Linked DNA regions of Homo sapiens: region 1 is linked to region 2. Evidence: read pairs that join two places in POLR2A ChIA-PET (ENCODE). Cell type or tissue: CD4-positive, alpha-beta T cell. All regions are shown on one strand. Each heading gives the region's core, and the rest is flanking DNA. Links, peaks and the distances in the headings are about the cores only. Region 1 overlaps COLGALT1 (collagen beta(1-O)galactosyltransferase 1). Region 2 overlaps UNC13A (unc-13 homolog A).

What was found. ChIA-PET counts read pairs that join two places held together with the same protein. Peaks named below come from ENCODE experiments on the same cell type or tissue, not always from the same donor. Only the 100,000 strongest peaks of a DNase experiment are listed, where the experiment ranks them.
Region 1: POLR2A ChIA-PET joins it to region 2 with 6 read pairs; 2 of 35 experiments call an interaction of 5 or more read pairs at or near these places.

The regions. Positions count from the first base shown.
Region 1 is chr19:17,562,521-17,574,898 of GRCh38, forward strand. It overlaps COLGALT1 (collagen beta(1-O)galactosyltransferase 1), which reads left to right. Exons shown (of 12, transcript NM_024656.4): 4 at 4,886-5,020; 5 at 5,989-6,193; 6 at 9,963-10,082. Among named protein-coding and RNA genes, the nearest start is that of COLGALT1, 13 kb to the left of the region's middle. In CD4-positive, alpha-beta T cell, for the core only: no CTCF peak of the experiment used is centred there; no DNase peak of the experiment used is centred there.
Region 2 is chr19:17,616,296-17,628,673 of GRCh38, forward strand. UNC13A (unc-13 homolog A) reads right to left here. Exons shown (of 44, transcript NM_001080421.3): 32 at 11,568-11,645; 33 at 11,214-11,302; 34 at 10,338-10,490; 35 at 8,534-8,657; 36 at 7,247-7,252; 37 at 5,537-5,575; 38 at 4,398-4,427; 39 at 2,611-2,667; 40 at 2,126-2,206; 41 at 1,407-1,554. Among named protein-coding and RNA genes, the nearest start is that of UNC13A, 66 kb to the right of the region's middle. In CD4-positive, alpha-beta T cell, for the core only: no CTCF peak of the experiment used is centred there; a DNase peak (open chromatin) is centred at 6,206; H3K27me3 peaks cover 850 bases.

The sequences.
Region 1 (12,378 bases), core at 2,555-10,554, 54 kb before region 2:
GCATGGTGATGCGCGCCTGTAACCCCAGCTACTTGGGAGGCTGAGGCAGGAGAATGTCTTGAACCCGGGAGGCAGAGGTTGCAGTGAGCTGAGATTGCACCACTGCGCTCCAGCCTGGGCGACAGAGTGAGACTATGTCTCAAAAAAAAAAAGCCACACACTAGCAGGAAGCTGGAGTAGAGGCCCAAGCAGGGTATCAGCGATTGATGGACAGGCCTGCATGGGGTGGGGGCCGTGGAGAAAGGCAGGGGGTTCAGGATGCGTCACGAGGTGAAGGAGACAGGTTCTGCTTTGACACTGGATGTGAAGGTGCCAGGGAGAGAGGAACGGGGACAGTGCCACATCTAGGGAGGACGGATGGAGCTCCTGAGGGGACCCTTTCGCTTGGTGCCTTATCAGACCATTTTATAGGTGAGGAAACAGGCTGACGGAGGGGACATCTTGCCTGGTGGGGTGTCAGAACTGGCAAGGAGGCAGAGAGGTGGATCTGGAGCCTTCCAGAGCCTTCTGACACAAAGCTGCCTTGTCCTGCCTCTAGGATTTTGCTTTTGTGGTTTGAGGTTGCCTGGCTTTAGCTTTTTTTTCCCTCAGCAAACCGGGGTGGAACTCAAAGTGCTGGTTCAAAACTCAAAGTGGCTTTTGACACAAAATAATATTTTCGTGTTTCTTTTTTTTTTTTTTTTTTTTTGAGACAGTGTCTCACTCTGTCGCCCAGGCTGGAGTGCAGTGGCGCGATCTTGGCTCACTGCAGCCTCCACCTCCTGGGGTCAAGTGACTCTCCTGCTTCGGCCTCCCAAGTAGCTGGGACTACAGATGCTTGCCACCATGCCCGGCTATTTTTTTTTTTGTGACGGAGTCTCACTCTGTCGCCCAGGCTGGAGTGCAGTGGTGCGATCTCAGCTCACTGCAAGCTCTGCCTCCCAGGTTCATGCCATTTTCCTGCCTCAGCCTCCTGAATAGCTGGGACTACAGGCGCCCGCCACAACACCCGGCTAATTTTTTGTATTTTTAGTAGAGACAGGGTTTCACCGTGTTGGCCAGCATGGTCTCGATCTCCTGACCTCGTGATCCACCCGGCTTGGCCTCCCAAAGTGCTGGGATTACAGGCGTGAGCCAGCGCGCCTGGCCCGACTAATTTTTTTTGTATTTTTGTAGAGACAGGGTTTCACTATGCTGACCAGGCTGATCTCGAACTCCTGACTTCAGGTGATCCACCCACCTCGTCCTCCCAAAGTACTACTGGGATTACCGGTGTGAGCCACTGCGCCTGGTCACAAAATTATATTTTTGTAACTGGGGACTTTGGAACCCATATTGGAATGTGAAATAGTTTGTCTAATGTTTTAAAATGATTGTTTGAAGGTCCCCCTTTCTCTCTCTTTTTACAAAAGCTATGGATGTTACTTGCAGGTAAAAAAAATAAATAAAAATATACGAGCTGGGTGTGTCTCACGCCTGTAATCCCAGTGCTTCAGGAGGCCAATGTGGGAGGATCATTTGAGGTCAGGAGTTCAAAACCAGCCTGGGCAACATAGTGAGACCCCCCCCATCTCTACAAAAACTAACAAAAAAAAAAAATTAGCCAGGTGTACTGGTTTGTGTCTGTAGTCCCAGCTAATTGGGAGGCTGAGGTGGGAGGATTGCTTGAGCCCAGGAGTAGGAGGCTGCAATCAGCCATGATTGTGTCACTGTACTCCAGCTTGGGTGACAGAGCGAGACCCTTTCTTAAGCTTCGTATATGTGTATGTGTGTGTGTATGTGTGTGCGTGTGTGTATACATATATACATATATACGTGTATATGTATATATATCTATATATGTATATAAACATATATACGTGTGTGTGTGTATAATATAGATATACATATGAAACAAGAAAGAAAAACATCTACTTTTTTTTTTTTTTTTTTTTTGAGATGGAGTCTCATTTTGTCACCCAGGCTAGAGTGCAGTGGCGCCATCTCGGCTCACTGCAACCTCTGCCTTCTGGGTTCAAGCAATTTTCCTGCCTCAGCCTCCGGAGTACCTGGGATTACAGGTGCCCGCCACCATGCCTGGCTAAGTTTTTGTATTTTTAGTGGAGATGGGGTTTCGCCATGTTGGCCAGGCTGGTCTTGAACTCCTGACCTCAAGTGATCACCTGCCTCAGCCTCCCAAAGTGCTAGGATTGCAGGCGTGAGCCACCGCCCCTGGCCAGCATCTAAATTTTAATTGTATCTCCTGGAGAGATTCACTTTCTCCTCTTTCTTGTTTGTTTTAATTGAAGTCAGTTCACATATATATTTATTTGTTTTGCAACCACCACCTCTAATTCTAGAACATTTTCATTCCCCAGAAAGAAAACCCTATTCCCATCAGCAGTCACTCCCCAACTCCCCATTCCTCTCCCCTAGGCTCTGGCAGCCACTAATCTGCTTCCTGTCTACGGATTTGTCAATGGAATGTCACACTATATGGCGTTTCGTGTCTGGTTTCTCTCACTCAGCATTGAGTTTTCAGGGTTCATTACAGCCTGGATCAGTGCTTCCTTCCTTTGTATGGCTGACTCTTATTCCGTTGTCTGGGTGGACCACGTTATGTTGATCTCCTCATCCGTTGATGGACACACTTCAGTCACTTCCACCTTTTTTGGCTGTTGAGACTTTTTTTTTGAGACAGAGTGTTGCTCTGTCGCGCAGGTTTGCAGTGCAGTGGCACGATCTCGGCTCACTGCAACCTCCATCTCCTGGGTTCAAGCGATTCTCCTGCGTTAGTCTCCCGAGTAGCTGAAATTACAGGCATGTGTCACCATGCCCGGCTAATTATTTTTATTTATTTTTATTTTTAGTAGAGACGGGGTTTCACCGTGTTGCCCAGGCTGGTCTTGGACTCTTGACCTCATGTGATCTGCCTGCCTTGGCATCCCAAAGTGCTAGGATTACAGGTGTGAGCCACTGCACCCGGCCTGGCTGTTGGGATTCTGACATGAACATGAGCGTACAAAGACCTGTTTGAATTATCTGGGCATGGTGGTGCGCGCCTGTATTTAATCCCAGCTACTCAGGAGGCTGAGGCAGGAGAATCATCTGAACCTAGGAGGTGGAGGTTGCAGTGAGCCGAGATCACACCACTGCACTTCAGCCTGGGTGACTGAGCAAGACTCTGTCTCAAAAACAAACAAACAAACAAAGAAGCTGTTTGAGTCCTTTCTTTCAATTCTCTTGGTTCATACCTAGGAATGGAATTCCTGGATCATGTAGTAATTCTATGTTTAGCTTTTTGAGGAACTGCCACAGTGATCTGGCTGTTTGTTCTGCATTAATATTCAAAGGTCACAGATTCAAACATCCAGAGGGACCGGATGGGGTGTGTAACATGACCACAGGGCTTGTCCTAAGACCCAGCCACCTCCCCTCTGCAACTGAAGGTTGCCATGTGGAAATGGTATTCTCACGTTGCCAGGGGATACTGGAATTCTAGTTTTTGTTGTTGTTCATGGCAGTTAATCCAAATATTCTAAACGATACTGCCTGGGTAACAGAAAGCATCTCTGTGGACCAGCAGTAAAAGAAAAAAAATCCAGACCGGGCACAATGGCTCACACCTGTAATCCCAGCACTTTGGGAGGCCGAGGCAGGCGTATCACTTGAAATCAAGAGTTCGAGACCAGCCTGGCCAACCTGGTGAAACCCCATCTCTACCAAAAAATACAAAAATTAGCCTGACGTGGTGGCATGTGTCTGTAATCCCAGCTACTTGGGAGACTCAGGGAGAATTGCTTGAACATGGGAGGTGGAGGTTGCAGTGAGCCGAGATCACGCCGCTGCACTCCAGCCTATGCAACAGGAGACGCCATCTCAAAAAAACAAAAACAAAAACAAAAAACCTTCTGGTAGTTCTGTGATATATCATGACTTCTGTGTCTTTACATCCTGGTAGAGGGGGAACGTCCGGACCTAATCATTTTCTATGTGTGATTTTATATATATATATTTAATTTTAGTCTAGGTGCAGTGGCTCAGACCTGTAATCTCAGAACTATTGTAGGCCATGGGGAGGATCGCTTTGAGCCCAGGAGTTCAAAACCACCCTAGGCAATGTAGAGGGATCCTATCTCTACAAACATAAAAATAAAAATGAAAACATTATCTAGGCATGGTGACGTGTGCCTGTACGCTCAGCTACTTGAGAGGCTGAGATGAGAGGATCACTTGAGCCCAGAAACTCCAGGCTGCAGTGGGCTACGATTACACCATTGCACTTCAGCCTGAGTGACACAGCAAGATGCTATCCCTTTAAAAAATAAAAAATGAAGAAAAAGTAAAATAGTAGGCCAGGCATGGTGGCTCATGCCTGTAATCCCAGCACTTTGAGAGGCCGAGGTGGACGAATCACATGAGGTCAGGAGTTTAAAACCAGCCTGGCCAACATGATGGTACCCTGTCTCTATTAAAAATACAAAAAGTTACCCGGGTGTGATGGTGCACGGCTGTAGTCGCAGCTACTCGGGAGGCTGAGACAGGAGAATCGCTTGAACCCAGGAGGCGGAGGTTGCAGCGAGCTGAGACCATACCACTGCACTCCAGCCTGGGTGACAGAGCGAGACTCCGTCTCAAAAAAAAAAAGGTTTTGCTACCTTCTTGCTCATTGGTTGTTCATTTATTTCTCAGGGCTATCTCAGTGCCTAGAATTTTCTTTGAAGGAACTGAAGACCTTTGCTTTATTTCCATGATCCAGGGGATCCTGCAGGCCCCCAAAACGGGGTCCCTGCTTCATTTCATCCGGTGTAGGGGGTGCTTCCAGAGGTCTTTGCCAGACCCCCAGGGCACTGGCCTTTGCCCCAGCTGTTCTGAATGGTAGCCTGACCTGGCAGCCCATGCTGATGCTTTGTGGGGTGTTCTGCAGTTTGTAGATGCGGACAACCTGATCCTCAACCCTGACACACTGAGCCTGCTCATCGCTGAGAACAAGACGGTGGTCGCCCCCATGCTGGATTCCCGGGCTGCGTACTCCAACTTCTGGTGTGGAATGACTTCCCAGGTAGAGTGAGGGCCTGGGGACTGTGGGGACTGGGCTGAGCAGGGGGGTGCCGTGGCTAGAGTGTAACTTACTGTCACACAACCTCGTGGTGTGTGTTTTACAAAAATCATCATGGAAGCTGGGCACGGTGGCTCACACCTGTAACCCCAGCACTTTGGGAGACTGCGGCAGGCGGGTTGCCTGAGCTCAGGAGTTTGAGACCATCCTGGGCAACATGGTGAAACCCCATCTCTACTAAAAAAAAAAAAAATTACAGAAATTAGCCGGGTATGGTGGCACATGCCTGTCCTCCCAGCTGCTCGGGAGGCTGAAGCATGAGAATCACTTGAACCCAGGAGGCGGAAGTTGCAGTGAGCCGAGATCACGCCACTGCACTCCAGCCTGGGTGACGGAGTGAGACTTGGTCTCAAAAACAAAACAAAACAAAAACTCATTATGGTAATCTTTAAACAGCCCTCTGAGGCCAGACAGGAGGGAAGAATAGAGGGTCCTTGATTGTCCCCCACCATGCTATTCCAGAGGTGGAAACAGAAACACAGAGAGGAAGTGACTTGCCTAAAGTCACACAGCTAGCAAGTGGTGGTGTCAGGATGGGACTTCAGGCATGGCTTGATCCAGGTGTTTGGATAACTGTCTTTCTCCATCCTTTGGGTGGGTTCATTCTCAGACAGCTTGAGAGTGATCCCAGCAGCGTCTAGCCATCATCCATTCTGATTGGGCCATTGCTAGTCTCCTCTCCACACTACCTCTGAACTCATTACTGAAGCTGGGAAAATACAAGGCTCTTTCTTATTGGCCATGCCTGGCCACAGGTCCCACACTGGGCTTGAGTCTGGGGTCCTGGGACCACAGGCGCACACTGCTGTGCCTGGCTGTCTGTCTGGTCCTGTTTCATGCCGCCCACTATCACGGGTCTCCATCCTCACCTTTCAAGACCCCTACGCGGAACTCTCGCTCTCTCCCCACAGGGCTACTACAAGCGCACACCTGCCTACATCCCTATCCGCAAGCGAGACCGCCGGGGCTGCTTTGCAGTTCCCATGGTGCACTCGACCTTCCTGATCGACCTGCGGAAGGCGGCGTCCAGGAACCTGGCCTTCTACCCACCTCACCCTGACTACACCTGGTCCTTTGACGACATCATCGTCTTTGCCTTCTCCTGCAAGCAGGCAGGTACGTACATGAGGGGTCTGCCATCGCAGGGGCATCTGCCTGGTTCTTTGGGTTTTGCACTAAGCCAGTTCAGAACACACTGAAGATTCACAGAACCCAAACAATGCAGCGCAGGGCTGACTTCAGGTGCAGCTGTATCTAGGTGTTCAGATAATGTCTCCAGGACCCCGTTTCTCTCCAGCCCTGGCTTTGCTGGTTAGCTTCATTCCCTAGCTCTTTAAGATCTATTGGTTGGTCAGGCAGAGTGGCTTATGCCTGTAATCCCAACAATTTGGCAGGCTAAGGCGGGTGGATCATTTGAGGTCAGGAGTTTGAGACCAGCCTGGCCAACATGGTGAAACCCCATCTCTACTAAAAATACAAAAATTAGCCGGACGTGGTGGTGCTACTGGGGAGGCTGAGGCGGGAGGATCACTTGAATATGGGAGGCGGAAGTTGCAGTGAGCCGAGATCATGCCACTGCACTCCAGCCTGGGCAACAAAGTAAGAATCCTTCTCAAGAAAAAAATACCTATTGATTGCATGTTACTATTATTTTTTAATTTGTGTAAATTTATGGAGCACAAGTGTAATTTTGTCACGTGCATAGATTGTGAAGTGGTGAGTCAAGAGATTTTAGGGCATCCATCCCCAAATAATATACATTGAACCCGTTACACAATTTTCCATGATCAACCCCAAATGTTATTTCAATCTTCATACTTTTCTATATTCTCCCAATTTTCTTTTGTTTTTTTTTTTTGAAGTAGAGTCTTGCTCTGTCACCTAGGCTAGAGTGCAGTGGTGCGATCTCGGCTCACTGCAACCTCTGCCTCCTGGTTCAAGAGATTCTCCTGCCTCAGCCTCCCAAGTAGCTGGGATTACAGGCATACGCCACCATGTCTGGCTCATTTTTATATTTATAGTAGAGACAGGGTTTCCCCAGGTTGGCCAGGCTGGTCTCAAACTCCTGACCCCAGGTGATCCGCCCACCTCGGCCTCCCAAAGTGCCGGGATTACAGGAGGGAGCCACTGCACCTGGGCCATTCTCCTAATTTTCTACAGTTGAGCATATATTAATTGTTTAATTGGGAAAACAAATATTTAAAGAGACAGCACAGCCTCATGTTGACTTGTTGTTTACTGGAAACCAGAGGTTGGCAAACTGACCTGCAGGCCAAACCTGGCCCACTAATTACTTTTTTTTTTTTTTTTTTTTTGAGACGGAGTCTCGCTCTGTCGCCCAGGCTGGAGTGCAGTGGCCCGATCTTGGCTCACTGTAAGCTCCGCCTCCTGGGTTCACGCCATTCTCCTGCCTCAGCTTTCCGCGTAGCTGGGACTACAGGCACCAGCCACCAGGCCCGGCTAATTTTTGTATTTTTAGTAGAGACGGGGTTTCACTGTGTTAGCCAGGATGGTCTTGATCTCTTGACCTTGTGATCTGCCCACCTCGGCCTCCCAGAGTGCTGGGATTACAGGCGTGAGCCACCGCGCCTGGCCCCACTAATTACTTTTATATGGCCACAAGCTAACAACAACTTTTATATTTTATTTTTATTTTTTTAGAGACACAGTCTTACTCTGTCACCCAGCCTGGAGTGCAGTGGTGTGATCGTAGCTCACTGCAGCCTCAACCTCCTGGGCTCAAGCAATCCTCTCATCTCAGCCTCCAGACTGGCTGGGGCTATAGGCACCTGCCTACATGCCCAGCTAATTGAAAAAAAAAATGTTTTTGTAGAGATGGGGTCTTGCTATGTTGCCCAGACTAGACTTGAACTCCTGGCCTTAAGTGATCCTTCCCACCTCAGCCTCCCAAAGCGCTAGGAATACAAACGTGAGCTACGGTGCCTGGCCAACAATTTTTACATTTTTATTATTTATTTATTTATTTGACACAGGGTCTCCCTCCGTTGCCCAGGCTGGAGTACAGTGGCATGATCTCAGCTCACTGCAACCTCCACCTCCCAGGTTCAATTGATTCTCCTGCCTTAGCCTCCCTAGTAGCTGGGACTACAGGTGTGCACCACCACGCCTGGCTAATTTTTGTATTTTTAGTAGAGATGGGGTTTTGCCTGTTGGCCAGGCTGGTCTCGAACTCCTGACCTCAGGTGATTCACCCGCCTCAGCCTCACAAAATGCTGGGATTACGGGCATGAGCCACCACACCCGGCCAATTTTTACATTTTTAAATCACTGGGGAAAAGAATCAAAAGAAGAAGAATATTGTGACACATGAAAACTGTATGAAATTCAGATTTCATTGCCCATCAATAAAGTGTCATCAGTACCCAGCCAAGCCCATTCATTTAAGTGTCGTCTGTAGCTGCTTTCAAGTGCCACAGGCAGAACAGAGTCATTGAGATAGAAACCGTCTGGCACACAAGCCTAAAATACTTACCACCTGGCCCTTTATAGAAGAAATTGACCAATTAAAATTAAAAGAGGCCGGGTGTAGTGGCTCATGCCTGTAATCCCAGCACTTTGGGAGGGTGAGGTGGGTGGATCACATGAGGTCAAGAGTTTGAGGCCAGCCTGGCCAACATGGTGAAACCCGTCTCTGCTAAAAATACAAAAATTGGCTGGGCATGGTGGTGGGTGCCTGTAGTCCCAGCTACTTGGGAGGCTGAGGCACAAGAATTGTTTGAACCCAGGAGGCAGTGAACGGAGATCACACCACTGCAATCCAGCCTGGGCGACAGAGCGAGACTCTGTCTCAAAAAAAATAAATAAATTAAATTAAAAGAGCATCATTGAGTTTTTTAGTCTAAAAAAGATACACACTTGGCTGGGCTCAGTGGATCACTTGAGGTCAGGATTTCGAGACCAGCCTGGCCAACGTGGTGAAACCCCACCTCTACTAAAAAAAAATACAGAAATTAGCTGGGTGTGGTGGCGGGTGCCTGTAATCCCAGCTACTTGGGAGGCTGAGGCAGGAGAATTGCTTGAACCCCAGAGGCGGAGGTTGCAGTGAGCCGAGGTGGCACCACTGAACTCCAGCCTGGGCGACAGAACGAGACTCTGTCTCAAAAAAAAAGATACACACTCATCAAAATTTAAACCATCCAGAAAAGGATAGATGTAGAAGGAAGTAACTTAACTCACATTTTGTCAAACTTTCCTTTTTGTGCCTCAACATGCATTTTTACTGTTTTTTTTTTGGGTTTGTTTTTGAGACAGGGCCTTGCCCTGTTGCCTAAGCTGGAGTGCAGTGTGCCATCATAGCTCATGGCAGCCTCAAGTCTCCTGGGCTCAAGTGATCCTCCTGCCACAGCCTCCCGAGGAGCTGGGACCATAGGCAGGTACCACCATTCCCAGCTAATTTTAAAATTATTTGTAGAGCCGGGCGTGGTGGCTCATACCTGTAATCCCAGCACTTCAGGAGGCCAAGACAGGTGGATCGCGAGGTCAGGAGATCGAGACCATCCTGGCTAACATGATGAAACCCCGTCTCTACAAATACAAAAAATTAGCCAGGCATGGTGGCATGTGCCTGTAGTCTCAGCTACTAGGGAGGCTGAGGCAGGAGAATCACTTGAACCCGGGAGGCGGAGGTTGCAGTGAGCCAAGGTAGTGCCACTGCACTCCAGCCTGGGAGAGTGAGACTCTGTCTTAAAAAAAAAAAAAAGTTGTTTGTAGATATAAGGTCTTGCTCTGTTGCCCAGGCTGGTCTCAGACACCTGACCTCAAGCGATCCTCCTGCGTTGGCCTCCTGAAGCCGTGGGATGGAAGGCATGAGCCACTGGGCCTCGCCTGTTTTTACATTTGTCTGTTGCTTCCCTGCCCACTGCAGAGGTTCAGATGTATGTGTGCAACAAGGAGGAGTACGGATTCTTGCCAGTGCCATTGCGCGCCCACAGCACCCTCCAGGATGAGGCCGAGAGCTTCATGCATGTGCAGCTGGAGGTCATGGGTGAGTCTGCCTGCACACCGCCCTGGGAGGTGCCAGGTTGCCTCCCTTTCACTGATGTCTCAAATCCGTCCCATGAGCACTGACTGAGTGCCAGGCAGATGCAAGTCCCTGTGGGGGGTGCTGGGTGCAACGGCACGTGTGAACGAGGTGGAGGGTTGTGTCTGCTCTCACAGAGTGCTGGTTTGCAGGTAGCTGTACACAGCATGCTTGGGGTTGTCGGGTGGGCTTCCTGGAGGAGGTGGCATTAAGGGGCAGGTTGAGTAGGAGTTCACCATAAAGGGGATTGCAGCAGGAGGTGGTAGTGTGGGCAAAGGCCGGGAGGCTGGAAGGGACGTGAACCTGGGGAACAGGCAAGGTCAGTGATCCCCTGGGGCTGGTATCCAGGGCCAGGGTGGATGGCCTCAGAGACCAGGCTGAGGAAGGGACCTTCCCCCTGAGGACAGTCAGGAGCTATAGAGGACATGAAAACTGAGAGGACAGCAAGTTTTCACTAAAGAACTGCATGTATAGGCCAGGCATGGTGACTCAAACCTGTAATTCCAGCACTTTGGGAGGCCAAAGTAAGAGGATTGCTTGAGCCTAGGAGTTCAAGATCAGCCTGGGCAACATAGTGAGACCCCATCTCTATATTAAAAAAAATTTTGGCCGGGTGCGGTGGCTCATGCCTGTAATCCTAACACTTCGGGAGGACGAGACGGGCGGATCACAAGGTCAAAAGATGGAGACCATACTGACCAACATGGTGAAACCCTGTCTCTACTAAAAATACAAAAAAAATTAGCTGGGTGTGGTAGCGAATGCCTATAGTCCCAGCTACTTGGGAGGCTGAGGCAGGAGAATCACTTGAACCTGGGAGGCGGAGGTTGCAGTGAGCCGAGATCGTGCCACTGCACTTCAGCCTGGCAACAGAGTGAAACTCCGTCTCAAAAAAAAAAATTTTTTTTTAATTAGTCCGACATGGTGGCACATGCCTGTATTCTAGCTACTCAGGAGGCTGAGGTGGGAGAATCCTTTGAGCCCAGGAGTTGGAGGCCGCAGTGAGCCATAATCGTGCCACTGCACTACAGCCTGGGCAATAGAGTAAGTCTGTCTCAAAAATAATAATAATAAAAAATAATTATCCCAGCTCTTTGGGAGGCCAAGGTGGGCGGATCCCTGGAACCCAGTAGTTTGAGAATATCGTGGGCAACATGGTGAAACCTTGTCTTTACCAAAAAAAAATAACAAAAATTAGCCAGGCGTGATGGCACACACCTGTGGTCCCAGCTACTCGGGAGGCTGAGGCGAGAGGATCCCTTGAGCCCAGGAGGTCGAAGCTGCAGTGAGCCAAGATTGCTTCACTGCACTCCAGCCTGGGCAGCAGAGCCAGACCCTGTATCAATAAATAAATAAATAAAACTTTAAAAAAATCCATGAACTATGAAACCAGCAGCCGTCCCTCTAAAACTGGAGGAGCACGCAGGGCTGAGCTGTAATTGAGGTTGTCTAGGGATGATGCTCCCATCTCAGCCATTGCTAATGTGGGCCTCGCCCTGCACTGGGCGCAGAAAGCCCTGCCAAAGCCACTGCCATTCCCACCACTGCGTAGATGGAGACTGGGTGGGAGGGGTGAGGCCTCTGTCCCGGGGCTCAGTTTCCCCAGCCTTACCGATTTCTGAACGAGTCTATCTGCGGCTCCCCCTGGTGGCTCAAGATGGAATAGCACCCTGCCCTTTGTGTTTTGGGGAGACTTTTTTTTTTTTTTTGAGACGGTGTCTCACTTTGTCACCCAGGCTGGAATGCAGTGGCGCATTCTGGGCTCACTTGAAACCTCCGCCTCCTGGGTTCAAGCGATTCCCCTGCCTCAGCCTCCCGAGTAGTTGGGATTACAGGTACCTGCCACCACACCTGGCAAATTTTGTATTTTTAGTAGAGACGGGGTTTCACCATGTTAGCCAGGCTGGCCTCGAACTCCTGTCCTCAGGTGATCCACCTGCCTCGGCCTCCCAGAATGCTGGGATTACAGGCGTGTGTCACTGCGCCTGGCCTGGGGGAGACTTTTGAGTCTTTTTGAGGTGACACCTGGAGACTGCACAATCACTGGGGCAGGCCCCCCACAACACCCAAGAGTGGCATACTTAGGTGTCCAGGTCCCACCCGGCTACAGTTGGGGGTGGTGGGTCTCCATTTATCACCAACTCCCATCAGAAACGGGCCTGAGAAGCGTCTCTGTGGCTACCAGAGTTTTCCCAGTTTAAGTTCTCACATATATTTGTGTTGTCATTTCCTTTTTTTGAGACAGAGTCTCGCTGTTACC
Region 2 (12,378 bases), core at 2,573-10,572:
GGCCCTGCAGGCCCTTGAGGCAGAAGGACGATCCTTTTACTAGCCGGGGCCAGGAGGGGCGCAGGCACCGGGCACCAGGCGCGGGCGGCGGGCGGGAGGCGGAGGCACGTACCCTTCTCAGGATAAATGTCTTCACTAAGGGTAAACCTAGTACCTTTTCCACCATGGACTAATTGGGGGTGGGGGTGGAAGGGGGAGAGAGGTGGGAAGCATGGGGAGCGGGGAGAGACGAGCCAGTGAGAGGTGAGGATGGAGGAGTGTGTGTGGAGGGGGCAGGGGAGGCGCGGAGAGGGGACGGCGAGTGAGAGGGAGGAAAAACAAGAGAGAGAGAAACGTCAGCTGCAGACAGACGGAGAGACAGACAGCCTCCTGCTCCAGGGACACCAGGGACACTAAAAGCAGCCAGGACTGGAAGGGAAGCTGAGCTCAGAGACCCAGCGCCCACGGAGGGCCCTTGGGCTGGCTGGATCGGGGGAGAAGGGGGCCGTTGGAGGCCACAGGGCTTTGCTCCCCTCGCCCCAGGCTGGGTGTCGATGGCGATTCTCCCTCCCCCTCCTGAGTTCAAGCCGCCAAACTTCTTCCCCTTGTCGGGACCAATTTTGAAAAGGGGGGGTCCCCAGGGAATCCTGCCCTCCATCCAGCCCCAGCTGCCGTGTGTGTGCGCTCAGAGAGGGACAGGAGACCGAAGCAAAATACAGAGAGAAAGAGAGAGTTTGAGAAATGGGAACTCCCTCTCCGTCCACCCTCCCCCACCAAGTCGAGGTCCCTCCCGCCCTCGGAGCTGTCAATCATTCCTTAGCCCCATGACATCACAGAGGTCCCTCCTCAGGGGAGTTCAACCACTCTCTGGGACCATGACGTCAAAGTTCCCACCCATGGACCTGCCAATCATTCCTTGACCCCTTGACATCAGAGGTCCTGCCCATCCTGAGCTGTCAATCACTCCTGAAGTCTCCCAGAGCTGTCAACGATTCCCTGGACCCATGACTGTCCAGGTCCCTCAGGAGCTGACAATCATTCATTGGCCCTGGGACACCATTGATTTTCCCAGGAGATGACAATCACCTTGTGGCCCTACGACGTCACAGGTTCCACACCTAAGAGTCATCAATCCTACCCTGGTCCTTGATGTCAAAGACATTCCATCCCAGAGCTGTTAATCATTGTCTGGCCCCAGGACATCACAGATTTTCCCAGGGGTTGACGATCACCTCCAGGCCTGTGACGTCAGAGGCCCCGCCCCCATGAACCTTTGATCGCTCATTGGTCCCTGGACTTGGTGCAGAGATGTCAATTCCGCCCCATCCATGACGTCACAGGGGAGTGAGCCAATGGCAGCCGTTCAGGCTTGGGGCGGGGCTGTCTCCGCGGAGCGGGAAAGGGTGATGCGGTCTGGGTACCCTTACCCTGGGCCGATTGCGTCTGTACAAAGGTCTTGATTAGCAGGTCGGTGGCCTGCGTGTAGAGCGACAGGGCATAGCGCAAGGATTGCAGGTCCGGGCTCTTCTCCAGGAAGGTCTTCTTGAGGCCCACGCCACCCGCGTGGAAATATTGCTGGGGAGGACAGGGTGGGGAGAGGTGAGGATGGTGGGAACCTCTACCCACTCATAGGGCTGGGTAGCCCTGCTGTCCCCACTCCCAATTCTTCCCGCTACTACTTTCTCACCTCTTCCTTTGCTTTGCCTAGTGAACTCCTATGCATTCCTCAGAACCCACCTCTCACATGCCGTCTTCCAGGAAGGCCTGGCTTCTCCCACCTTGGGCTCGCCCAGCCCCCATCCTTCCCTCTACCCTTCTACACCTCAAGAAATGCCTGGCACGAGGTCCTTTACATCCTTCCCTCTACACCTTCTCACTCTTTGGGCTCCCCCAGCCCACATCCTTCCCTCTACCCCAAGCCTAATCCTACAAGGCTGAGAATGTCTGTATCCAGCAGTCTTCCCCGACCTGGGGCTCCTTAAGGCTCCAGCATTAGCCAGCCCAGCTCTGGCACAGACAGGGGAACGAGGGAGTGTCCATAAATTGAACAAATTAATGTGGGTCCGAGGCGAGCCTAAGTCCATGACCACAGCAGCCACACCCTCTACATCCCCCACCTGGGATGGGGAGGGGTAGGGCCTCTCACCTTGATGGTGTCCAGGGCCAACTCAACAACCGCGCACTGCTTTGGGGTCAAGCTCTTGGCTTCTTCTCGTACCATGTGATCCTGGATGGATGGGGAGAGGGGCCATGTGGGTGGAGTGGGCTCCACCTTTGGAATCTGTGTCTATGGGTCTCATCCCTGTTCAACTTGGAGGAGCTGGGCTGAGGGTCTATGTTTTCATCATCCCAGCACCCAATATGTGACTGGTACACAGCAGGTGCTCAAAAAATATTGGTTGAATAAATGACTTGCCCTCTTGATCAAGCTGTACCTGAAGCTGAACCATTCACATCTTTCTGACACACTGGGGAGCAAATATCTTGTGCTTCAGTGAGTAGAGTTTCTGTCCTTTGAGCCTGTAATGCATGTCATCATCCTGGGACCCCTCCCCCAGGATGGTGGCAACCTGGAAGCCACATGAGTTTGGGGGGCAGTCCCTCACGCCATAATCTATCCCCACTCCTCACCTTGAGTTTGGACAGCTGACCCAGCTCCTTGGCTGCATTGAAGATCATCTGGGTTCCCTGCAGGTAACAACATACAGCTGGGTGAGGGCAGGGGTGCTACAGCTGACACTCCAGCCCCAGAGACCATCTTGGTTCTTGCCCAAAGGCTCTGGGCAGGGCAATAATTGTGTCCCAGGGACAGAGGTCTGGAATTCCCCAGGAAGAACTGAGGAGGATGTGGTGACCTTGTCCCTGAAAATCCCGGTCCTGTGAGGATAGTCCCCCACCCTCTCAGCCCCACCCAGGCTTGTGTAACAGGAGAAACAGACAGGGACCAGACTGTGAGGGGCAGTGGGTTGGGGGAGCCTCAGACGGTGGTGTTTGTGGGTGTGGGCAGGGTTTCCAGGGAAAGGGAGCTTTGGGAACACAATAGGCTAGGCTGAGGTTGCAGAAAATGGCTCTGGTCAAACACTTCCTCCTCCTCAAGGAGCATCCCCTCTGCAGGGAAATTTCCCCTGTAATCTGGGAGGAATTTCAGTCTGATTTTTCTTTTCTTTTTTTTTTTTTTTGAGACAGAGTCTCCCTCTGTTGCCCAGGCTGGAGTGCAGTGGCATGATCATAGCTCATTGCAGCCTCAAACTCCTGGGCTCAAGCAATCCTCCCGCCTCCCCAGTAGCTGGGACTACACGTGTGAGCCACCATATCCAGCTAGTTTTTGAAATTTTTTTCATAGAGATGGGGTCTTGTTGTGTTGTCCAGGCTGGTCTTGAATTCCTGGGCTCAATCGATCCTCCTACCTCAGCCTCCCAAAGTGCTGGGATTACAGGCGTGAGCCACATTGCCAGCCAGTCTGACCTTTTAAAGGAAAAATCCTCCCTCTATACAAACACCTCCATATCCGTCCTCCACCCCACCCCCAAACAGACACTAGCAAGATGGTGATGTGGTGATGGCTCTGACAAGCCAGATGGGCCTGGGTTCAAATTGCAGTCCTGCTGTGTGGCCCTGGGCAAGGCACTTAACCTCTCTGAGCCTCAGTTTTCCCATCTAGATGAGGAAAATTATATCCACTTTGTGGCTTAGTCTGGACTGAACAAGTCTTTGCTCAGTGTTCGCTAATTATCACTTGGTCTCAAAGTCACGGGCAATGCTAAGGGAGACGGGGTCCCAGCCTGGAAGGCATGTGTCTAGCCTCCTCTGTCACTGCTGGATGGCCCCAGGCTTGTCCCTGAATGCTCTGAGCCTCAATTCCCACTGTGGCTAACAGGGATACCCATGGTAACTTGGGGGACAGGGTGGGGCTGAGTATTGAGGTAACAAGTCTTGTCTTACTGGGTCCTGGGGTGGTCTGGGGGTCCTGGGTGAGGCTAGGTGGGGAGGGGGCCCATTTACTGTGGAAATATTTGGAATTATGTTCATAGTCTACCAGCTGGCCATCTGGTCATTCCTAGAGGTATTACTATTATCATCTTGGCTGTTACTATTCTTATTTCTTGTCTGTGATCCTGAGGTTCTTACAAGGCACAGTTACTCAGGGGTCCAGCGGACTGGGCCTCAGTTTCCCCTGCTGCACCCACCTGTAGTCTGGCAGGGCTCAGGGGCCTTCCTGGGTACCCTCTGCCCTACCCACCAACCCCCCACCCACCACCCCCCACGAGCAAGCCAGACAGACAAAGGAAGAAGAGACCAACAGACAGGTTCACAGTACGCCCTCGGACGGCACGAACCACAGAGGTGGAAGGGGGCACAGGGGTGGGGTGGGGGGGAGTGGGATGGGAGCCAGACAGACAGTGAGAGGCCGGTCTTACGTCTGAGTGGCTTGGCAATTTCACCCTGCCCTGTGGAGAGAATCAGGTGGAGGTCAGAGTTCTGGTGACTGTTGGGAGGATACTCAGTGGGACTTCCCTGCCCCCTCAAAGCACAGTCTCACTTCCCAGCCCAGGAGCTCCTCCCCAGGTCCTGGGTCTAATGGTGGGCCCCCTCCCCAGCTAGCACCTCCTCTGGTCCCCTAGCAGGGGTTTAGAGGTCAGACTCCTTGACTGCCAGCACACTCTCGGGGTACCCAGGAGGCTGGAAGCAGCCTCATCCCACAGTCAGCCTGCCCCAGGATGGGGCACCTGGGGAGGTGGGGAGATGAGACAGGGCTAGGAATCTGTCTCCTCCTCCATTCCCTAAGGGGCTGCCCCTATATCCCAGCACCCAAGTCTACAAAAAACATATTAACATATACTGTAAGTTCACTCAGTGCTGAAGAACCCATACACTAAACTACATACGTGCACTCCTAAACACTTGCAGGCACGTACACAATTATATCACACACAAAAACCCACACACCCTTCTTGACCCCACACGGATTCACATCCACATATAGGGTGCCTGGGACACTGAATGTGCCCCGCAAAGGGCTGGCAGAGAGAGTACGGAACCCCTGTGACCCACATTCACAAAGCTAAGACTCCATTTGTAGACACAAATGTACAACGATATCTTCTGCACAAGTGTACAGCAAGACAGCTGCTTGCGTGTTGCTGTAGCTCCCATCTCCTTAACAACAAACACCCATTAGCACAGCAACAAAAAGAAATCTACGTAAAAAACAACACGTCTCAGTCCAGGGTGGTGATCTAGCGTGTAGGCTCCTCAAGAAGGCACAGAATTTCAGCTGAGCCCAGGGCTCAGATGAGCCCTGTGGGTATTGCTGTGGGAGGATGGGAGCTGTTTGTGCACACACATTAGTTCACATGTGGACACACACACTGCACGTTCTGTCCCTGGAGAATCACTTCATCTCTGACTTCTGGTTTTGCAGGACTTGGTTAGGAGAGCTATCTCCTACCCACGACCCCCAGCTGCCCTTCCTGCCCAGGTGCACAGACGCACACACATGCACACACATGCCCAGACACTGGAGCTCAGGGCCTCAGTGAGACGAGGCCCTCATTACCTTTTCTAATCCCTTGCCATGTTTTCTCAAGAGGTTCCCCTGCAGAGATAATGTCACAGGGTGATCAACCTGGCAAGTCGTGCAGGGTGGGAAGCTGGGATGCTCACAGGAATATTCATGGGGATGGGGGAATCCACACTGCACAGGGTACTGGTGACTGGGTTGCATGGGGATAGTGTGTTTGTGTGTGTGTCTGTGTGTGTGCACACACGTGCATGCGCTTTAGTGACTCACTCTTAAATGGTGTGAGAGGCAGAGACAGGAAAGAGAGAGAAAGATACAGATACAGAGCTAAAGAAAGTCAGAAAGAAGGGAAAAAAGCCACTGCCAAAATATAATCCATTTACATTTACTGTACACATGAGACTCTTGGTTCTTGGGTTAACAGGAAAGCAAATGGGCTGCATATTCAGACAGATCTGAATTTGAATCCTGATTCTGGCATATATTTACTATATGACCTTGAACAAGTGACTCCTCTCTGAGCCTCAGCTTTCCTCATCTGCAAAATGGGGATAATAATATCCACCTCACTCAAAGGGTTATCATGAAGGTGAGCTGAAACAGGAGCTATGAGAAGGCCTGGCATATGGGGAGTCATTAAATGCGAATTCCTTTATTCCCCCTGCCTACAAATGCATTGCCTGTGGTTGGGTATGCTGCCACCAAGTGGTTATAGCCAAAGACCCAGGCTGCAGCTACCAGGAAGTAAGAGCCCTTGTAAACTTTTAACAAAGTGAAATCTTGTAACAGCCTTGTCTTGCCCACAAAGGGAAAATCTGAAGTTGTTTTGTCTCTGCTCTTACACATGTCTGCATATCACCACCACCACCACCACCACCACCACCACCATTAGCTCTGCCTCTGGGCCGGTCACTGAGAGTGCAGTGGCGCGATCTCGGCTCACTGCAACCTCTGCTTCCTGGGTTCAGGCAATACTGAGATGAGTATTTTAATGCATCATGCCATTTGGTTCTTAGAACTACCCTCAGGGAGGTGATGCAATGAGCCCCATTTTCCAGACAAGGAAACAGAGGCTGGGAGGTCAAGTGACTTCCCAAGGTCACAGAGAGAGACAGTGGCTGGGCTAGGATTTGACCCCAAGTCTACCTGACATCAAAGCCATGACAAAAGTCTCCCACTTGGGCACCTGGGTGTATGTCTGGGATTGGTGTGTGTCGGTGTGGATGGCGGGAGTTGGGTAGACAGGGTGGTGGGGTACCAAGGAATGGTCTGGAGCATGGAATTTCAGAGGAATCAGAAGTAGAGACCCTCATGGTGAGGACCTGCATTCTGGGAAGCTGCTGACAGTTCAGAGCCCAAAGAGGAGGTCAGAGGAATCCTGGGGTTGATCCTCTTTCTAGCTTCAGGGCGTCTGGTGACATCTGGGCACGGGAGCAAGGTTGGATTCTACCCTTAGACGGCAGGTCCGCTGCGAAGGAGGAGCTGGGCTTGGGGTTTGGGAGTGGGTAGTGGGGCTCCTCTGGACTTCAGTGGGACAGGGAGGGTGGGCGTGGTCTCCCTCCCTCCCAGCCCCGCCCCCTCCCCATGCCCCGCCCCAGACAGACACAGGCACATCTAGGCGGGAGGGAGGATGGTGGGTGAGGAGGGGGCGCTGGGTGGGTGGGGAGAGGGGTGCAGCGACGCGGTGGGCCGAGTCCAGACACAGAGAGGACGGACAGACAGACGGACAGACGGGACTCTACTTACGATCATCTGTCATCCGTGATGGGGGCGGGGCGGTGGGGGAGGGGGGAATAAGGTACCATGAGTCTCCCGGGAAGGCCAGGGAGGGGGCAGAGATGGCAGCACGGAGGGGCAAGACCCCTGCCCCAGCCCAGCCCAGAAGAGGTGGAAGGATGGGAAGTCCGAGCCTCCCCGACCATCGTCGCCCATCTATGGCCCCCGCTCACCCTCCCCAAGCCTCCGTGGTCCACCTGGGAAAGACCTCCCCACTCCCTAATGTGCCCACAGCCCACATGCCATTGCTGTCCTCAGGTTCTTGATGCCTCCCGGAGGGACCCACGCCCAGCTACATCCCTCTACAGATGTTTGGGTCCCCTTGGTCCCTAGAGATTATGGCCTCTGGTCTATCGGTCCTGGTCTCTGGATGGCCAATGATCTCTGCTTGACCTCTCTGACCTTGGATGCCCTCCATGACCTCTGGCTGACTTCCAGGAGCCCCTTGGTCTATTGATCTCTGATGTCTGAAGTCCATGGTGTCTCCCCTCTTTGGCTTTTGAATGAGCCCCAAAGCCCTTAGAAAAACCCATTGATGTCTATGCCTTCTCTTTTTTTTTTTTGTTTTTTTGAGAAAGGGTCTCGTTCTGTTGCCCAGGCTGGAGTGTGCAGTGGCGCCATCTCAGCTCACTGCAGCCTCTACCTCTTAGGTTCAAACAGTTTTCGTGCCTCAGTTTCCCAAGAAGCCAGGATCACAGGATCACACCCAGCTAATTTTTGTATTTTTAGTAGAGACGAGATTTCACCATGTTGCCCAGGCTGGTCTCGAACTCCTGACCTCAAGCAATCTGCCCGCCTCGAGCCTCCCAAAGTGCTGGGATTGCAGGCGTGAGCCACGGTGCCTGGCCAATGTCTATGCCTTCCGTGGCTCAAGGATAACCTTGATCCCAAAATTGACCTGTTTTCTAGATGACCTCTGACCTTTGAAAGCTATTTTGACCTACATGTGACCTCTATGACTTTAGTGGTCTCTTGACTCTACCTGATGTCTTTGACCCCAGAGAAAATACAATGGACTCTGAATGACCTCTTTAACTCTTCGATGATCTTTAACCCCTGTGTGAACTCTCTGACCTCTGAATGGCCCCCCACTGACCTCTGGTGGCTTCCATGACCCTTGAATGGCCCTTGAGCCTGGATGACCTCTCTGAGACCGGATGCCTTTGTTCTTACCCCCCAGCCTCTAGGCACCAAGTTTTCTGGGCTCTCGCCAGGGAGGTGGCCTAAATGTCCCCTCGGGCCCCCTGCAGGTCTCACCGTCTGGTCAGTGAGGGGCGGCAGGACGATGGTTTTCTCCATGGTGTTCATAACCAGCTTCCACAGCTCCTTCAGCACTCGCTTCAGCACAGTCTTCTCACAGATTTTGGCAAAGAGGGTCAGGCTGGGGACGAGGGGCAGGTCTGAGAGAGGGCCCAGCTCGCCCCCACCCACAGATCACCTTCCCTTAACAGGTGGGCAAGGCATTCCACAGATAGGAAAGAGGGCCCACAGCCTGTACAGGGACCCCTGGGTGGTTTGATGGGGCTATGATATCTGATGCATGAAGAGAAGAGTGAGTGGTGGTTGGACTAGTCAGCAGGGACCAGATGGGAAGGGGCCCCAATGTCTGGGAGGAAGGCTTGGGTTTTATCAGGATGGGGGTAGTGGGGAGCCATGGAGTGTTCAAGAGGGAGACACAGCCAGACTTTCATGTTTGAAAGAACAGTGTGGGGGATGAACCGAAACAGGAAGGATGGAGATCAGGGACTATGAGGGAGAAGGCCATGCCCAAGAGGAACAGGAGGGGAATGGTCAGAGGAGGGCAGACTTGAAAGGGAAAACAGCAAAGAGATTGTGGTTGGATGGATAGGGGTTGAAGGAGACAGGCAGTCCACCAAGATCCATCCACCAACTGATCCAGTCACCCACCAATCCATCCCTCCCCCAGTGGTCCTTAATTCTCTATTTCTTTTTCTATCCATCCATCCATCCATCTGTTCATCCATCCATCCTTCCATGCATCCTTCTACCCATCCATCCACTTATCCATTTATCTATCCATCCACCTGTCCATTCATCCATCTGTCCATCCATCTATGCATCAAAACATTTATTCATCCATCCAAATATTTCTCACCTATTAATCCATCCATCCATCGACCCACTCATCCACCCACCCCCCCATCTGTCCAACCATTTATGCATCAAAACATTTATTTATCCATCCAAATATTTATCCACCTATATCTATCCAGCATCCATCCATCTACCCACCCACCCATCCAACCATCCATTCATCCATCCACCCATCTGTCCATCCATTTATGCATTAAAACATTTATTCAATGATCTAAATATCTATTGACCTATCCATCCATCCATTCATCCATCCATCCATCCAGCCAGCCAGACAGACATCTATGCATCAATCCATCTATACATCAAAACATTTATTCATTCATCCAAATATTTATCCACCTATCTATCCATCCATCTACCCACCCATCCATTTATTCATCCATCCACCCATCTGTCCATCCATTTATGCATCAAAACATTTATTCATCCATCCAAATATTTATCCACATATCCAACCATTTATCCATCCATCCATCCATCCATCCATCCATCCATCCATCCATCGTCCATCCAACCATCCATCAAGCCAGCCTGCCAGACATCCATCCATCTAAGCATCAATCCATCTATGCATCAAAACATTTATTAATCCATCCAAATATTTACCCAACTATCCACCCATCCATCTTTTTAAAACATCTATCCTCCCTCTATCCTTCTAAACATTTATCTTTTAATCCATGCGTCCACCCACCTACCCATCCCTCATGTCACCTATTCATCCACCATTCATTCATCCACACAAATATTTACTCACCAATCCTTCCAATTATTTACCCACCCAACTTTCCATCCCCTTCATGCCACCATCTACTCAGCCATCCAACTATCCAGTGACCACCCAGCAAACATTCCCTGCACACCCTCTCCAGCCAGTCCCTGGGTCTCTATGGCCCTGCCCCAGCCCCTCCCCGGCCAGCCCAGTCCACCTGGCCCAGCTCACTTGCTGTCCAGCAGGTCCATGATGGGCTGCAACACATTGTCCGCGTCCTGGGCCACGCTGCTGCAGGCACTGGCTGGCACATTGCCTGTGCCCTTAACCTGGCTAAGGATGTCACCCATCTGTTTGACACACTCTTCAATGTGCGGCTGGAAGCTGGGGACACAGAAGGGAAGGGCTCAGACCACAGGAAGGGCTGGATGAGGACACAGATGCTGATCTGTGGTCCTTGAGGTCATATCATTTGCATCACAGCACATAACCGAGCAAGAATGGAGAACAGGCCAGATGCGGTGGCTCACGCCTTTAATCCAAGCACTTTGGGAGGCCAAGGCGGGCGGATCACGAGGTCAAGAGATCGAGACCACCCTGGCCAACATGGTGAAACCCTGTCTCTACTAAAAATACAAAAATTAGCTGGGTGTGGTGGCATGCACCTGTAGTCCCAGCTACTTGAACCCAGGAAGTGGAGGGTGCAGTGAGCCGAGATCGCGCCACTGCACTCCAGCCTGGTGACAGAACGAGACTTCGTCTCAAAAAAAAAAAAAGAGTGGAAAATAGTAACTGCAGAACCAGGCAAAGGGATAAGACATTTGCCCGCATTGTTCATTTCATTCTCAAAATCCTACCCAGGTACTATTATTGTCATCACCCCAAATTTACAGAGCAATAAAAAAAAAAATAAGGCTCAGAGAAGTTAAGTGACTCACCCAAGGCCACACAGCTAGTAAGCAGTAAAGCCAAGATTTGAACTCAGCCTTGTCTAACTCTGAGCCTGCAATCTTCACCTCTACATCTGCTGAGCCTCCAGATGCCCCAGGCTTAGAGGGCTGAAGGCTGTTCCCTCCCCACTGCCCCCAGCCCTGGAGATGCTCCCACCTGGTAGCAAACACCCGGCTGAGCTCATCCAAGACGTTATTGAGTTTCACCTGAAGCTCCTTCAGGATGTCACTGGCTTCAGCATCCAGCTAAGGAGGGAGAAGGGACACCAGGCCAGGTTCAGTAAGTATCCACATGTACTGGGCATTTTCTCATCTGACCCAGGGAAAGGGATCCCAAGGGGCTGCAGGGGAAACTGAGGCACAGACCGTTATGCTGCAAGCCTGGGTTTAAGGCCATGGTTGAGCTGGAATTCATCCCCAGGCCTGGTGGCATATGAGCTCAGGGGCCTGCAGGGACACAGTGGTGGGGGTGCCCCATCCCTTCTCCAGCCCTGCCTCGGCCCTGCCTCACCTCCTTTCCTCCCATGGCTTCGAACATCTTCTCCAGCTGAACTCGTAGCTGTTGAGTGTTATTCATGAGAATGCAGGGCTGTGGGTGGGAACAGAGAGGGGAGTCAAGCCTCAGGACCTCTCCCCAGAGCCTCCCCTACCCACCGCCAGGGACCTTGGGATGGTTTCAGGGTCTGGGTCTGGAGGAAGCTGGGGTCCCATGGGGTCACCTGCAAATGGAAGGGAGCTTTTGTGCTCAGGTTCCTGGGCGTGTTGTTGGGGCGGGCATCTCTGGGGACTGGTGGGGGCAAGGAGGACTCAAGTAATCCCACGACCCCAGGCCTGGTGGGGGGTCCATGAGAGGGGCTGGGAACTCTGGGAGTAGCAGAGTTTCCTGCAAGAGCCCAAAGCTTTGCAGCTCACACCCTGAAGGCTTCATTTGCAACAGCCAGACAGTGACACACTGAAGGCGTGTGCCCTCACCCCGAGATATACACACGAGACCCCCCCCACAGATACACACACTCAGACATGCACAGCCAGACACAGCCATAGACACACACTCACACCACGCACATTCAACACCGCCATACCAAACCTGGTGAGACACACCCACCCAGACGTGCACAAACACACACACACACTCACACTATATGCAGTTAACTCAGCCAGACAAAACACGGTCACACACACCCAGACATGCACAGCTGGACACACACACAAGCATACACACACTCACACTATAACCAGTTAACACAGCTAGATAAAATATGAGACACACACCTAGATGTGTTGTATAGTTGAACACACATACTCACACATACATACACTCA